Linked DNA regions of Homo sapiens: region 2 is linked to region 1. A link is an interaction called in ENCODE POLR2A ChIA-PET data of the cell type or tissue named here. Cell type or tissue: HepG2. All regions are shown on one strand. Each heading gives the region's core, and the rest is flanking DNA. Links, peaks and the distances in the headings are about the cores only. Region 1 overlaps TTC39C (tetratricopeptide repeat domain 39C). Region 2 has its middle 6.3 kb from the start of NPC1.

The links. Peaks named below come from ENCODE experiments on the same cell type or tissue, not always from the same donor. Only the 100,000 strongest peaks of a DNase experiment are listed, where the experiment ranks them.
Region 2: POLR2A ChIA-PET joins it to region 1 with 7 read pairs; 2 of 35 experiments call an interaction of 5 or more read pairs at or near these places.

Annotation. Positions count from the first base shown.
Region 1 is chr18:24,050,042-24,052,961 of GRCh38, forward strand. All of the region lies in intron 1 of TTC39C (tetratricopeptide repeat domain 39C), which reads left to right. Among named protein-coding and RNA genes, the nearest start is that of TTC39C-AS1, 36 kb to the left of the region's middle. In HepG2, for the core only: no CTCF peak of the experiment used is centred there; DNase peaks (open chromatin) are centred at 1,320, 1,640 and 2,200; H3K4me3 peaks cover 1,550 bases.
Region 2 is chr18:23,591,348-23,594,267 of GRCh38, forward strand. No RefSeq gene overlaps it. Among named protein-coding and RNA genes, the nearest start is that of NPC1, 6.3 kb to the left of the region's middle. In HepG2, for the core only: no CTCF peak of the experiment used is centred there; no DNase peak of the experiment used is centred there.

The DNA of each region.
Region 1 (2,920 bases), core at 277-2,776:
TCCTTCTTCCCAGGCCTGGCTGGCTGGTGCCTGGACACCATTTGGGGCTCTGAGAGGGTTGTGGCTGCCAGCCCCCAGTCGCCAATGCCTGGTCAGGCACTCGTATCCCCTGTCCTGTTCACCATTTCTCCTTTCTCATTGTTCTCATAATTTGTCCTGCTTAAAACTCCTAGGTTCTAAGGGACACCCCTGCATTGCTTGCCTTTCCTTTGCTAGACACCAGAGAGAGGCTAAAAAGTGAAATGTGGCCTGGTGCAGTGGCTCATGCCTGTAATCCCAACACTTTGGGAGGCCAAGGCAGGCAGATCACTTGAGGTCAGGAGTTCAAGGCCAGCTTGGACAACACGACGGAATCCTGTCTCTACTAAAAATACAGAAATTAGCCAGGCATGATGACCCATGCCTGTAGTCCCAACTACTTGGGAGGTAGGAGGATGGCTTGAGCCCGGGAGGTCAAGGCTGCAGTGAGCTGAGATTGTACCACTGTACTCCAGTCTGGGTGACAAAGCAAGACCCTGTCTCAAAAAAAAAAAAAAAAAAAAAAAGTGGGCCAGGCACAGTGGCTCATGCCTGTAATCCCAGCCCTTTGGGAGGCTGAGGAGGGTGGATCACCTGAGGTCAGGAGTTCGAGACCAGCCTGACCTACATAGTGAAATCCTGTCTCTACTGAAAATACACAGTTAGCTGGGTGTGGTGGCGGGTGCCTTGTAATCCCAGCTATTCAGGAGGTTGAGGCAGGAGAATTGCTTGAACCCGGGATGCGAAAGTTGCAGTGAGCTGAGATCATGCCATTGCACTCTAGCCTGGGCAACAAGAGCAAAACTCCATCTCAGGAAAAAAAAAAAAAAATGCAATTCTGTTTTTGTCATCTTGTTGTTGAACTTGTCTGTATTTTAAATTACTTTCATGACTGAGTATATTTTGCCATACTCAGGAGATGCATTCTTCATGTACGTGTGTGCTAGAAACGCATCAGTCAGAGCAATAGTCCGTAGGAAGTAAGGGTCAAGGGCCTGGTTATTATTGTTTTTAGGGTACCTCTTAGAGAGCGGCTCATTAATGATCTACCTGTAGATAATTACTACCTCAGGCTGTAGGAATGGACTGTCCAGCCTCCTGCTTATTCTTCCCTTCCGTGGGGAGGAAACCCAGAGTCGACTGGCCCCAAAAGTCTTCCCATCCCCTGCCTGTTACAGGCTAACAGCTTCACTGATCTTGGTGAATTTCATGGCTTCTCAGCACCAGCCAGCGTATTACGAAGTCTTTTTGCTGATAAGATGCAAGGCCATATCACAAGCAGTTAACAAAAATAAACAGAAACTGCAGTGGCTGTAAATGCAAACATCGCTGTACACACAGGGGCCATGCTGTCTGGGGACAGGTACCCCTCCAGGCCTGAGGTGCCCCTGACCTGCAGGGACATCTGGGGTGAGCTGGTGGTGGCTACAGACTCCCATACTCCCCAAAAGGGTGGGCACATGATAAAAACGAGTCTGAACAGAAGACTGGACCTATTCCAAACATTTGTGAATCAAACACTCATAAACTAAAGGCTGGGGTGGTCAGTGGTTTTAGAGGCATGCCGTCCTTTAGATTAAAAGGTCCCTAAAGGTCATGGTTTGAGTCATGTCTGAAAAGCAAATAAAGTCTTTCCGTGAATTTCCCCACAGCTATCTTCTGGTAAAGGAAATAAGCACGTGTGCTTTTGTTGGTGAAAGCAGTTTTACAGGTTCAGGTGATGAAGGTCTTCTATCTAGTCATTTTTTGACCCTGTGAGGACAGTTCGTCAGATGAAATGGGAAGTATGAATTTTGTAGGACGTGGTTGGTTGGTTCACTAAACAGGCATGTACTGGGGACCTGTTAAACTCCAGATTCTGTCCTAGGTGGTCAGGACAGCAGCATGTAACAGAGATGGGGTCCCCACTCTTGGGGACTTCCATTTATTCAAACAAACAAATAATGACACAAATATCAAATAGTAATAAATGCTCTGCAGAGAATTAAAATATAGAGAGTGATTGGAGACATATTCATGTATCTTTAAAAAGAATACTAGAGAAGAGAAGATCAAAGATGGCAAGTAGCCTTTTTCAGATTTCATCAAATATGGTGTTAGGGGGCCCTCATTTGTCCACAAAAAATATGGTGACAAGGGATGATGACGTGAGTCAGAGTAAACACCATTTACTCACTTTGCGTCACTGTTTATTAGAAGGGCTGTTCGGACTTTCTAGTTGCCAAACTGGACCGTGTATGCTCTCTGAAGAGCGGGCGTATTCTTGGTCATCTTTGTGTCCCCAGCACATAGCACTGGGCCGGCTGTGTACTTGGTGTTCAGCAAACATGTCTTGAATGAGTGAGTGGAACAAAACTAAATTCATTAGAATTTTTCCTAAAGCCCTAAGTATAGAAAAGGTCACTTTTTATTCATTTTAAACTGAGGAATATTATCCAGTCATGACTTAGATGGGTGATTTTAAAATTAAATATCTTGCTTTAAAAAAAAAATTATTGCTTTTTTTAAAGAAAATTTACAGTTTTCTCTTAGATAACTTTGGTGGAGCCAAGGAACAAACTGGAAAACTATAAATTATTTATTAGACGATGATCCCGAATTTTATTGTTTTTGTTTGGTGTGATTTCTTACTCACCCTCCTAGTTATTTGGCTTGGAAGGAGTTGATGTTTTAATCCTTCCAGGAGCAGGCTCAGTGTCAGCTACGTACTATGGGAAAACATTGAGAATTGGAAATTTATCATGGATCCTTAGAAGATGTGGCGCAGTGGAGTGTGCAGGGCATGGAATTGGACCTGGGTGACTGTACCTGTCTCTCAGGCCTGTTGGGAGGAGGAGACCTCATGAATGAGATAGAGCCACTGGGATTACTGTGAAGTGATTTAACTTTTTAGGAGAATCAC
Region 2 (2,920 bases), core at 187-2,686, 460 kb before region 1:
CCCAGATGGTGTTTCCTTAAGTGTGTGCTTTCAGGGAGAAAGATTTCTCTCTCTCTTCCTCTTCTTCAACAATCCTATTGAATTAAGGCCCCTCCCTTATGACTTTATTTAACCTTAATTACCTCCTAAAAGCCTTATCTTCAAATACAGTCACCTTGGGGGGTTAGGGCTTCAACACAAGACATTTGGGGGAGCACAATTCAGTCCCTAGCACCTTTCCTTTTACTCAGGGCTGCATTATGACTTGTGTGGGCCCCAGGCACCTTTGCCTTTAAGGACCCCTTTTTCCTTCAAAAAAAAAAATTTAAAATGAGAGTTTCCAATTGCATTATAAAGACACATATAACGCTGGCTGAATTCATTATTATATGCTCATTATTACAGTATTCTTATTTTTGTTCTGATTTCAAAAGAAATTAAAATTAAAACATTTTCATGGGACAGTAAAATTATCACTGTGTCTACTGTGCCTAATAAGTTGATCTGGTTTTCGCAGCCAGCATCGTAGAACTATTCCCTATAGTAGTCATGGACATTGTAAATTTTTTGATCGCCTTCCCCAAAAAACCTCCAGGACCAGCAGTGGAGCTGGCTCTAAAAGAAGCGCCTATAGAGAGTGGGAGGCTGTCCAGCTGAACACAGGGAACAGCTCACACCTCCCTTCCTCCAGCAGGCTACGAATTGCCAACACATTTTGGTGAAATATAGGAGAGCTTTAGTTAATGCTTCTGCCAACCCCCTAAGGAGGTTCAGGTTGAGCATTTTTGAGAACTCTTTTTGTTAATAGACTTTTCCTTTTAATTAAGATATAATATTCATATATGAGGTATACAGAACTTAGCTGTACAGCTTGATGAGTTTTCTACTTTTTTTTTTTGAGACTGAGTCTCACTGTGTCACCCAGGCTAGAGTGCAGTGGTGTGATCTTGGCTCACTGTAAACTCTGCCTCCTGGGTTCAAGTGATTCTTGTGCTTCAGCATCCCAAGTAGCTGGGATCATAGGCACACTCCACCATGCCTGGCTAATTTGTGTATTTTTAGTAAAGACGGGGTTTCGCCATGTTGCCCAGGGTGGTCTCAAACTCCTGGACTCAAGTGATCCACCTGCCTTGGCCTCCCAAAGATCTGGGATTACAGGCATGAGCCACTGCGCCCAGCCAAGTTTCTTTTATGTGTTAAACACTTTTATTAGTTGTCTATTACTGAATAACAAATTACTCCAAAACTTAGTATATTAAATGAACAAACATTTATTTTATCCCAGTTTCTGCCAGTCAGGGATTTGGGTGGTTCTAGGTGGTTCTGGCTCAGGGTCTCTCCTGAGGTTATGGCCAAGAAGTTGGCCCAGGCTACCATCATCTGAAGGCTTGACTGGGGCTGGAGGATCTGCTGTTGAAGATGCTGTGGGAAGCTGGGCTCGGTGGCTCACACCTGTAATCCCAGCACTTTGGGAGGCCAAGGTGGGCGGATCACTTGAGGTCAGGAGTTCGAGACCAGCCTGGCCAACATGGTGAAACCCTGTCTCCACTAAAAATACAAAAATTAGCCGGGCATGGTTGCACATGTCTGTAATCTCAACTACTCGGGAGGCTGAGGCAGGTGAATTGCTTGAACCCAGGAGGCCGAGGTTCCAGTGAGCTGAGATCATGCCACTGCACTCCTGCCTGGGTGACTGAGCAAGACTCTGTCTCAAAAAAAAAAAAAAAAAAGATGCTGTGGGAAGGAGGCCTCAGTTCCTCCTCTCCATAGGCTGCTGAGTGTCCTCAGGACTTGGCAGCTGGCTTCCTCCAGAAGGAGTGATCCAAAAGGGATTGAGAGCAAGGCAGAGCCATAATGTCTGTTATGAGTTAGCCTCAAATGTTATATGCCATCACTTCTGCCATGTAATACTGGGCACACAGACCAGTCCTGATGCAGTGTAGGAAGGGGACCAGACAAGGACAAGAGGAGGGGAGCACTGGGGCCATCTTGGAGGCTGGCAACCACAACATCCATGTAGCCAACACCCAGAGGAAGGATATGGAAACTTTAGCACTTCAGAAGCCTCCTTTATGCCCCTTTCCCAGTCGATATCATCACCCCTCCTTTAACCGGGAGGCAACCACTCTTCTGATTTCTCTCACTGTAAGTTGGTTTTGCCTGTCCTTGAACTTCATGTAAAGGGAATCATACTCCTCTGCGTCTGGTTTCTTTCACTGAACATTATGTGTGTGGCTCATCCACATTACTTGTGGTGGTAGCATCTTTTAAAAGAATTGCTGTGTAGTATTCCATGGCTCAAACATATCATGGCAGACATCTGGGTTGTTTCTTCTTCCAGTTTGGGCTGTTACAAATAAAGGTGCTGTGAGCACTGTTGTACAGGTCATGTGTTCAGTATACACACTCAATTACTTTGGGTTCTGTGATAGACTTTTTAAACTCTTTACTTACGCAAGCCAAATTTTATAGACATCTTCATTTAAAATAGCTTACAGCTACAACTCATGACTTTAGTACCAATGGTTATGACCTACTCGGAAATGGGCATTGTTGCTCAGAATTCTGGTAAAATGTTACTCATCCTAGTAAGGAAGGATGTTTGAGTTGGTGATTAATCCAGTCATGGGTTGTGGTGTAACTTCCACTCAGTTAGGATGCTACCAGAGTTGGAATGACTTGTGGTTTAGCAGTCAGGGTTTCAAACTGGCATTGCCTTCCCTGCAGGATTTGCTCACAGGACATAGTTTCCTTTGCCAGGGGTGGTTTTTGATCAAATGTTTCCTAAAATGGAGAGTCCAACTCCTGTAAACTGAAGACTTTCTAAGACTATTCTTAAAACTTGAAATGTAGGAATAACAACAGCATTTCACTCATTAAAGCTCGGAGGATTCAATCCTAGTGAGGGAGGGAAGAAGAACCAAAGATAGCGGAAGGAATT